2 separate regions of the Homo sapiens genome follow, and region 2 is linked to region 1. A link is an interaction called in ENCODE POLR2A ChIA-PET data of the cell type or tissue named here. Cell type or tissue: PC-9. All regions are shown on one strand. Links, peaks and the distances in the headings refer to the core of each region. The heading gives the core; the rest is flanking DNA.

Evidence for each region. ChIA-PET counts read pairs that join two places held together with the same protein. Peaks named below come from ENCODE experiments on the same cell type or tissue, not always from the same donor. Only the 100,000 strongest peaks of a DNase experiment are listed, where the experiment ranks them.
Region 2: POLR2A ChIA-PET joins it to region 1 with 11 read pairs; 4 of 35 experiments call an interaction of 5 or more read pairs at or near these places.

The regions. Positions count from the first base shown.
Region 1 is chr16:66,529,940-66,535,311 of GRCh38, reverse strand. TK2 (thymidine kinase 2) reads left to right here. Exons shown (of 10, transcript NM_004614.5): 5 at 3,843-3,932. Among named protein-coding and RNA genes, the nearest start is that of TK2, 17 kb to the left of the region's middle. In PC-9, for the core only: no CTCF peak of the experiment used is centred there; no DNase peak of the experiment used is centred there.
Region 2 is chr16:66,430,974-66,436,345 of GRCh38, reverse strand. The region is part of intron 1 of BEAN1 (brain expressed associated with NEDD4 1); the gene reads right to left. Among named protein-coding and RNA genes, the nearest start is that of BEAN1, 6.4 kb to the right of the region's middle. In PC-9, for the core only: no CTCF peak of the experiment used is centred there; DNase peaks (open chromatin) are centred at 915, 1,515 and 2,275; H3K27ac peaks cover 596 bases.

The sequences.
Region 1 (5,372 bases), core at 264-5,263:
AGTGTCCTTGGTACAGATAGCCTTTTCAATGAGAGTTTCCTAATAAAAAATACAATAGAAGTAGCCATTTTTATATAAGTTTCCACTCTAGACCAAAAGAAAGATCGATACTTTTGTGAAAAATCTCAATTCATCACTTTATCTGAATTGGTTTTCTGATGCAGAAAGGTGACTGTTTCTGCGGCCATCAGGCAAGAGGGAGTGTTTCTCCTAGCCTTTATGAGATTTTCTCTCAACTGCAGTCAGAGGAGTCTGCAGTTCTCAATGAAGAACACTGGAGTTTCATTAGTTTGCACCAAGAGAAAAATGAAAAGCAAAAATGAGGAAAAGGCCGGGTGTGGTGGCTCATGCCTGTAATCCCAGCACTTTGGGAGGCCAAGATCAGAGGATCACTTAAAGCCAGGAGTTTGAGACAACCCTGGTCAACATAATGAGACCTCCATCTCTAAAAGAAATAAAAGTAAATAAAATTAATTTAAAAATGAGGAAAGGAGCAGAACAGGTTTCTTAGCAAGTATGCTGGAGCATGAAGTGTTTTGCTTCTAGAAGGGATGGAGAGTGATTGAGTAGGTGGGTTGGCTTCTGTTTTACATGAGATAACCAGGGAATGTGTCTATGATAAGGTGCTTAAACATGAGGGTGTGAGCACTGCAGATATCTGGATGAAGAGTGTTTAGGCAGAAGGCGCTGCAGAGGCAAAGGCCCTGAGATGGGACCATGCTTGGCATGTTTGAGGAATGCTAAGTAAGCTCATGTGGTTGGAAGCCAACCAGGCCAGAGGGAGATGGGTAGGAGATGAGAGAAAGCCTTGTGGGCCATGATAAGGGTTTGGATTTCATTCTGCATGCAATGGGAAGCCACTGGAAGGTTCTGAGCAGGGGAGTGGCAAGAACTGATTTAGGTTTCACAGACTCACTCTTGTGGCTGGATAGAGAACAGACTACAGAGGGCTCAAAGACCATTCACTGAACGACTTGAACGCATGTTCCTTGGTGATTTTATTTTATTTTTTGAATTTCCAAAGAAAAGTAATTTATTTTTTGCAGTTAGGGCAGCTGAGAAGTCCAGGGTTGAAGGGGTGCATCTGCTGAGGGCTTTCTTGCTAGTGGGGACTCTTCAGAGTCCCCAGGTGGTACAGGGTGTCACATGGTGAGGGAGTTGAGCATGCTAGGTCAGGTCTCTCTCCCTTTTCTCATAAAGCCACCAGTGTAAGATAACCCATTAATCTATTAATCCGTGAATAGATTAATCCATTCAAGAGGGCTCTGTACTCATGATCCAATCTTTTTTTTTTTTTTTTTTTTGAGACAGAGTCTCACTCTGTCGCCCAGGCTGGAGTGCAGTGGCGCGATCTCGGCTCACTGCAAGCTCCGCCTCCTGGGTTCGCGCCATTCTCCTGCCTCAGCCTCCCGAGTAGCTGGGACTACAGGCGCCCACCACCACACCTGGCTAATTTTTTGTATTTTTTAGTAGAGACAGGATTTCACCGTGTTAGCCAGGATGGTCTCCATCTCCTGACCTCGTGATCCGCGCACCTCGGCCTCCCAGAGTGCTGGGATTACAGACGTGAGCCACCATGCCCGGCCGATCCAGTCATTTCTTAAAGGCACCACCTGCTACATACTGCCACATGGGGGATTAAGTTTCCAACACATGAAATTTAGGGGATTCATTCAAACCAAAGTATTATTTGTTAAAGATGATCTTAAAGAGCTTAACTTCTTTAAAAATTTTAAACTTATTTATTTATTTATTTATTTTGGAGATAGGGTCTTGCTATATCACCCAAGCTGGAGTGCAGTGGCACAATTATAGCTCACTGTAACCTTTAACTCCTGGGCTCAAGTGATCCTCCTGCCTTGGGCTCCCAAAGTGCTGGGATTATAGGCATGAGCCACTGCACCTGGCTCTCTTTTCTTTATGCTAGAAACATTCAAATTATTCTCTTATAGCTTTTTTTTTTTTTTTTTTTTTTTGAGATGGAGTCTCGCTCTGTCACCCAGGCTGGAGTACAGTGGCATGATCTGCCTGGCCAGCATGGTGAAACCCCGTCTCTACTAAAAATACAAAAAAATTTAGCTGGGTGTGGTGGTGCATGCCTGTGATCCTAGCTACTTGGGAGGCTGAGGCAGGAGAATCGCTTGAACCCAGAAGGTAGAGGTTGCGGTGAGCTGAGATCATGCCACTGCACTTCAGTCTGGGTGACAGAGCAAGACTCTGTTTAAAAAAAAAAAAAGATTTTTATCAAAAAGACAGGTGATAGGTGTGGAGAAAGGGGAACCCTCATACATAGTTGGTGGGAATGTAAATTAGTACAGCTACTATAGAGAACAGTTATGAAGTCAGGCAGTGTGATGCCTCCAACTTTGTTTTTTTTGCTCAGGATTGCTTTGGCTATTTGGGGTCTTTTGTGGTTTCATATCAATTTTAGGATTTTTTTTTTCCCTATTTTTGCAAAGACTGTCATAGGTATTTTGATAGAGATTACATTGAATCTGTAAATTGCTTTGGGTAGTATTGTCATTTTAATAGTATTAGTTCTTCTGATCCATGAGTGTTGAATATCTCTTTTTTTGTGTGTGTTCTGTTCAATTTCTTTCATCAGTGTTTTATAGTTTTCCTTGTATAGATCTTTCACTTCTTTGGTTAAATAGATTCCTAGGTATTTTACTTTTATTAATTAATTAATTAATTTATTTTTTTTTTCGAGACAGGGTCTCACTCTGTCATCCAGGCTGGAGTACAGTGGTACGATCTCGGCCCACTGCAGCCTCTGCCTCCTGGGTTCAAGCGATTCTCATGTCTCAGCCTCTAGAGTAGCTAGGACCACAGGTGCGTGCCACCACACCCAGCTAATTTTTTGTATTTTTAATAGAGACAGGATTTCGTCATGTTGGCCAGGCTGGTCTTGAACTCCTGGCCTTGAGTGATCTGCCTGCCTCAACCTCCCAAAGTGCTGGGATTACAGGCATGAGCCACTGTGCCTGGCTGGTATTTTATATTCTTTGTAGCATCGCAAATGGGATTCCTTTCTTGATTTCTTTCTCAGGTTGTTCACTGTTGGTGTATATACATGCTACTGATTTTTATATGTTGATTTGTATCCTGTGGTATTACTGAGTTCGTTCATCAGTTCTAACAGTTGTTTGGTGGAGTCTTTAAGGTTTTTTTTTTTTTTTTTTGGTCATTTCAACTTTTATTTTACTTTTAGCGGGGTACATGTGCAGGTTTGTTACCTGGGTATATTTCATGATGCTGAGGTTTAGGGTATGATGGATCCCATCACCTAGGTACTGAGCATAGTACCCAATAGGTACTTTTTCAACCTTTGCCCCCTCCCTTCCTCCCCACTCTAGGAGTCCCCAGTGTCTATTGTTGCCATCTTTATGTCCATGAGTACCCATTGTACCCACTTATAAATATCCACTTAAAGTGAGAACATGCAGTATTTGGTTTTCTGTTCCTGCATTAATTAGCTTAGGATAATGGCCTGAGTCTTTAAGCTTTTCTAAGTGTAAGATCATGTTGTCCGTGAACAAGGTTAAGATGACTTCTTCCTTTCCAATTTGGATGCCCTTCATTTCTTTGTCTGGCCTAATTCCTCCGGTCCCTCGGAGACTTTCCATAGGCTCCTATTATAGCTGTTACCATACTGTCCTATAATTGTTTCAGTGTCTGCCTTTGTCCACCCTGCTGTCAGAGCCCTGTGATCATGCTGGGTTTATCTCCAGCCCCAACCCTGCCTGTGTAGGTTTCTTGAGCTGTCCTTCAGTGCCTTGTGAGACCAGGGTCCTCCTGCAGATGCCACTTTGATGGAAAGTGCTGTGTTTTCCCTTCTGCAGGGCCTGATGTACCACGATGCCTCTCGCTGGGGTCTTACGCTACAGACTTATGTGCAGCTCACCATGCTGGACAGGCATACTCGTCCTCAGGTAGGTTTCAGATGCTCAGTTTCAGCCTTCTTAAACGTTTTCTTCAGACTTGGGGTATGTGATTGCCAGGAAGGGAAACTTTACAAGGAAGCCAGGCTAGGCCTTCAGTGCTGTGCAGGCCTCTCTGTGTGGGGCCAAGGTCTCTGGCTTCTGTGGTTCTCTTCTGACCTGCCTCTAGTGCCCCCACCTGCAAACCTCAGCCAGCCAGGTGGTGCCCCTGCCACCATTCTGAGCTCACATCTTTATGACCTGACCACTGCTGGGCTTAATGCCGTTTAACTCAGTTCTTCTCAAAGTGTGGTCCCTGGACCAGCAGCGGAAGCATCACCTGGAAACTTGTTAGAAATGCACATTTTCAGCTGGGTGTGGTGGATCCCACCTGTAATCCCAGCACTTTGGGAGGCTGAGGCATGCGGATCACCTGAGGTCAGGAGTTCAAGACCAGCCTGGCCAACATGGTGAAACCCCATCTCTACTAAAAAATACAAAAATTAGTCTGGCGTGGTGGTATGTGTGTGCCTATAATCCCAGCCACTTGGGAGGCTGAGGCAGGAGAATGGCTTGAACCCAGGAGGCGGAGGTTGCAGTGAGCTGAGATCATACCACTGCACTCCAGCCTGGGTGACAGAGTGAGACTCTGTCTCAAAAAAAAAAAAAAAGAAAGAAATGCAAATTTTCTAGTCACATCCCAGACCTGCTGAATTAGAAATTCTAGGGATGAGGCCCAGCAATCTGTGTTTTATCAAGCCCTCCAGGTGACTCGAATGCATGCTTTGTTTGTTTTCATATTTGAGAACCACTTATTTAACCTTCATGGGGTCTGGCTCTTAGTTCAAATTCTTGAGACAAAGAATCTGATTGGTTCAGCTTTGGTCAGGTGTCCAGCCCTGGTTCAATCAGGTGTTGGGGACAGGACCCCAAGGCACAAACATGGCTGCTTAGGCCTATTCCATCAGTGAGGATGCATCTAGAGACAGAGTCTCTTAGAAGAAAGGGGGCTGTGGAGGTCCTGATCAGCACCTATGTTTCAAAGCTGTAAGCACAACCTATGATGCCAGCTTTAAGGCTCTGCATGAAGGAGACAGACTGTCCCTACAGCCAGTTAACACTGGCACAGCTGCTGGGCTGGACAGTTCGGTCCCAGTCTGGGTACCTGCAGCAATAGCTACCATTCTTCTGTAAGTCTGTCTTTTAAAATTGAAAGATGTGAGTGGGCCGTTTTTGGTGAATAAGAATTTCCATCTCCCCAAATATCTGTCTAAATTGCACAAATCCACAAATCGAAAGATCTGAGGTTAGTGCATTTTGCCTTTGCTAATTTGCTTTTCCTGAGCAGGCACTCAATTGCAAACCTAAGTTGTATCTAATGATATTTGAATAGGAAGGGATATAAATGCACTCCTCTATTTAAGGAAATCTACCTCAGGAGGCAGAGAGAGA
Region 2 (5,372 bases), core at 131-5,130, 99 kb after region 1:
CAGTGAGCCGAGATCATGCCACTGCACTCCAGCCTGGGTGACAGAGCGAGACTCTGTCTCAAAAAAAAAAAAAAAAAAAGAAAAGAAAAAAAGTAGCCCATTCTCCCATGTTGCTGAAGATCTGAATTGGTTCATGTCTCCCAAGGGACATGAGGCTGTAGGAACAGGAGAGAGATAAGGTTTTTATTTCTAGGGAGTGTGGTCACTTGCCTTGCAGAAGCGAAACTGCACCTGTGGGCATTGGTGAGCAGAGATCATGAGTGCCAAGCCCTGTGGGCTTTTGCAGGGCATAGCTGGCAGCCCTAAAGCCAATGGGAAAAGAGTTTGCCCCTGCAGGGGTCATGAGGGGGTATATATCCCTCATCCCTAAAGCAAATTGAGGCTTGCCATCCCTGCTTGGGAGGGGCTAAGAAGAATATGAGGACACCAAGGCTCAGAGAGGCAAAACACTGCCAAGAATTGGCAGAGCTGGTATTAGCACTGAAGGATTAGACTTTTGAGCACAGACTCTCCAAAGACAGTTCTCTGATTCACGTTAAATAGAAAAACCAGTTATTTTGGCCAGGCGTGGTGGCTCATGCTTGTAATCCCAGCACTTTGGGAGGCCGAGGCAGGCGGATCATGAGGTCAGGAGATCGAGACCATCCTGGCTAACACAGTGAAACCCCATCTCTACTAAAAATACAAAAAATTATCCAGGTGTGGTGGCATGTGCCTGTGATCCCAGCTACTCGGGAGGCTGAGGCAGGAGAATCGCTTGAACCTGGGAGGTGGAGGTTGCAGTGAGCCGAGATCATGCCACTGCACTCCAGCCTGGGTGACAGAGTGAGACTTTATCTCAAAAAACAAAAACAAACCAGTTATTTCTCAGTGCACTTTGGCTGCATTTCCCTACAAGGAAGCCTTCTGGGCACTGGGGCCTCCAGCTGTGGCTCACATTCACCAAATACCTGCATGTGCCTAATGTCACCAATGGTATTGCAACAGACTTTTGAGGTGGGGGACATCATTTCCATTGTGCAGATGAGAGAACAGGCTCAGGGAAATAACCCATCCAAGGTCACAGAGAAGAGATGGAGGAAGAGCTGTGTGCAGAGGGACTCTCTCACCCCCAGTGCCTCTCAGTTACTGCCAGGGACACCCCCAGAGACCGGCTGCCCTGATGCTCTGGCTGGCCTGCTTCCTAGACACCCTGGGCTGATCATCCTTCTGGGCTGTTCCCTCTCCCTAGCATGCCATTCCTTCCACTTGGCAAACTCCTATGTAGCTGTCAATACCCAGATCAAGACACCTCTTCAGTGAGGTCCTCCTTGACTGGTGGAGACAGAATGATCACTCTGGCTGTGTTTCTGTCACACCTGGGTGCCCTTCCAGGACAACTCCGGATCTAAATTATTCTAGACCAGTAGCTCCTCGAGGGCATGGAGGGTCAGTGTGGCCTCTGCAAACTAGCTCAGGGTTGGGAACGGAGGGGAAGTTCAAAAGTGCATGGAAACACTAGAGCAAGCCAACCTCAGCCTGATGCAAGCGCACGACTGAGGGGTGGAGGCTGCCTTTCAAAGGTGCTTGGCTTGCTGAAGAGGAGGATCTCTATGCAAAAAGCTGAGATGCTTCCCAGGCATCTTGTCACCATTGGTGACCACGATGCCAACAGTAACCCGGGCTGCCACTCCCTGCCTCCTGCAATGCCATCAGCACTTTAAACACAGCCTCCCGCTGCAACCTCCTAGCACCCCAGGCTTGCATCCATTGATTCATTTCCCAAGCACCTACGCGGTGTCCCACAAAACCCTTGGAAAACACATGGAGGGACTTTGGGGGGTCCTAAAATAGGAGCTGGACTTTCAGCCTGGCTGCCTGTTTCCTTCTCCCTTCCCCCACTCCAGGATTTCTGCCGGAGGACCCAGAAGAAAACCACTCCCTGGTGGCATCAGACCCTCTGCTAGGGTAGAGCTTTGTCGGGGTCATCAAGACAAAGGAGCTGGGTGTGGGGGCTCCAGGTAAGCAAGTGCCCATCCTGGTGTCCCGCACGCATGTGACTGAAGTTGCTGAGAGGAGACAGCCATGAGGGGCACAGATGGGCTGGGACTGTGGTTCCTTTGCCAGGGGTCGGGGTCGGGGTTGGGGTCGGGGTCGGGGGCAGGCCCACCCCAGCTGCTAGGCCAAGCGTGGTCACCTCTTCCCCTGCCCGCCTCTCTTTGAGCCCAGCATGCGAGGCTCGCTCCTGCCAGTGACTCATCTCCTACTGGATTGTCTGGCTGGGAACTCGAGGGCGGGCTGGTGGCACTCCAGGCTTTGAAGTGGCTGAATGGTGTGTGGCAAGTCCACGTCATTCCCACTCCCCTTCATGTCCCCGCTCCGGGAATATCTCCACTCTGGGCTCTGCTGTGACACTCAGAGTTGGGCAGGGGAGCATGTGGCTAAGGGGAGAGAGCCTGGGTCTGCTGACGCGCCAGTGTCTGGGGATCCTCATGGCAGAGGCTTACAGAGCTGGAAGGCCCCAGGAGCGGCCAGCCTCACACCATGGGCGGCAGACAGAGATAGGCTGTGGGGGTGGGCTGGCCTTGTGAAAGAGGCCACAGGATGGCCACCTGTTTACACAGCCTCTGCTCAGTTGCTGCCACATGCTGTCAGCTTACTGGATCCTCAAAACAAATCCCCAATTCACAGATGACAACACTGTGACTCAGAAGAATAAGGGGCCCGATGAGGTGGTGAGCCCCTGCCCCAAGAGGGTTCCTAGGAGGATTTGAAGCAGGATTGCTCAGCTATTCTCTCTTTAGGAAGGTGGAGGGGGCGCCAGGTGAGGGAAACAGGAGGCAGGGAGCTTGGGAGGCCGTGGCCAGAGGTGATGGGGCCTAAACAAAGGCAACGGTGACTGCAGAGGAGGGGCAGAGGCTGCCATCACTGGTTCAAGTGTTTATTGAAAGTCTCGGCTGAGTGCAGTGGCTCACGCCTGTAATCCCAGCACTTTGAGAGGCCAAAGAGGGCGGATTACTTGGAGTTAGGAGTTAGGAGACCAGCCTGGCCAACATGGTGAAATCCTATCTCTACTAAAAATACAAAAAAATTAGCTGAGTGTGGTGGTGTGCGCCTGTAGTCCCAGCTACTCAGGAAGCTGAGGCAGGAGAATCACTTGAACCCGGGAGGTGGGGGTTGCAGTGAGCCAAGATTGCACTACTGCACTCCAGCCTGGGCAACAGAGGGAGACTCCATCTCAAAAATAATAAAAATAATAAAAATAAATAAATAAATAAAATAAAGTCCCTGATGCAGCAGGTTTTAGGTGCTGGGGACAGACTGGTGAGCCACACTTTGACAGTCCCTTTCTGACTAGGACTGGAGATGCAATGGTAATGGTGAAGTCTGCAAGCTAACAGTACAGGAAAAACAGAAGCAGTGTGTGCAGGTGGGAATTGCACTGTTAGATGGTTAGATACAGCGGCTGCAGAAAGCCTTGGTGAGAGGGTGCAGGTAAGCAGAGACTGGAGGAAGCAAGCTAGGTGGGCAGATACCTGGGGAGAGAGGATTCTGGGTACAGGTAGCAGAGAGGGCAAAAGACCCTGGGCGGGAACACCCTTGGTGGGTTTTAGGGACAGATGGATCTGATAGAGAGGGTGAGGAAGAAGGAGGAGTGTAAGGTGATTCCCTGTCTGCCTGGGTGACCGGCAGATGGTGGAGATGGGAGAGATGGTGACTCCAGGTCTTGATAGCTCAGACAATCACTGTGTCCCTGGCACTCAGCATGGTGCCTGGCACATAGGAAGTGCCCCGTGACTGCTGAGTGAAGGCATGATGCCATGTCACAGGGGTTTCATGGATCTGCGGGTGTGCATGTGATTGTCTAGAGCCAGAAGGAAGTCAGAAATCCCAGGGACTTCGGTCAGTTGCACTGATCTTGAAAAGACTGCATCTGCCTCACCAAGGCAGGGGCTCACTTGTGAAGCTGCAGTTGGGGGTCCTCAGGCAGCAGGCAACACCTTTCTCCTGTCCCAGGAAGGTCTTCATGTGAGGTGAAACCCAGCTAGTAACTTCCCTAATAGAGAACATACCTTGGCCAGCGTGGATACCCTCATGTTTGTCATATGATTGAATAAAGGAATCTATGAATTTAGGAGTGGGGGAGAAAAGTAATGAGAAGCCAGTGGCAGAAAGCACTGAGGTGGGCAGAGGTGGGCAGAAGGCACTGAGGTTTGCAAACAGGTAACTTGGTCTTGATACTAGAAAAGGGATCCAGGTGTTTGGCAGCCTTCAAACTGAGGAGGCCTTCTTTGTTTGTTTGTTTTTTCAGAAAAAGTTTCAGTCTGTCACCCAGGCTGGAGTGCAGTGGTGCGATAACAATGAAACCTCGTCTCTACAAAACATACAAAAATTAGCTGGGCATGGTGGTGCGAGCCTGTGATCCCAGCTACTCGGGAGACTGAGGCAGGAGAATCGCTTAAACCCAGGAGGCGGAGGTTCCAGTGAGCCGAGATCGTGTCACTGCACTCCAGCCTGGGACAGAGTGAAGCTCTGTCTCAAACAAACAAACAACAAAAAAAATTAATAACATAAAGACTTTCAGTCCAGTCTAAAGATGACTTTCTGGGGAAAAAAAGAAAAAAAAAAGTAAAAAAGACTTTCAGTATAATGTTAAGGGGGGGAAAACCCTGTTATTTTTTAAAACACACACACACAATAGTTTGTAGAATTGTGCATATACCATATACCGTGATCCTTATTTTGTAAAAGAAAAAAAAAAACTAGGGAATATATTAATACATAGCAAAAGATTAGAAAGGACAGAACACAGACAGAAAGAACACGAATGTGTTCACAGTCATTGTGCTCTCTGGGCGATGGTGGGATTAAGGAGGATTTTTATGCGTTTTACATTTTTAATGATTTTACAATTGTATTTCTTACAATGAACATGTATGACTTTAATAACAATCCGAAAAATCATTAAAATGAAGACTCAAAAAAACATTTTGTGCTAACAAAATGAAAAGCAATTAAGTGAATAAGTCAGTGATCGTTAATTCATTAGAAGTTGTGGGGTTTTTGTTTGTTTGTTGTCAAGAGCCAGGGTTGCCTAGGCTGGTCTTGAACTCCTGGGCTCAAGAGATCCTGCCTCAGCCTCTGGAGCAGCTGACTACAGGCATGTGCCACCATGCCGGGGTGTTCTCAAGGAAAAATTTTAAGGCTAATCTAATTGCCTTTGAACATGTCATTTGTTATTGAAAAAAATTTTTTTAATTTACTTGTCATTGAACTCACTGATAAGCTTTATTATAATACTAGAAAAATAATATCCATTGTTTTTAACCTTTATCAAATTATCCTTGGCACTTGAGCAAGTCCTATTTGCCAAATATTTGAGGGAATGGTTT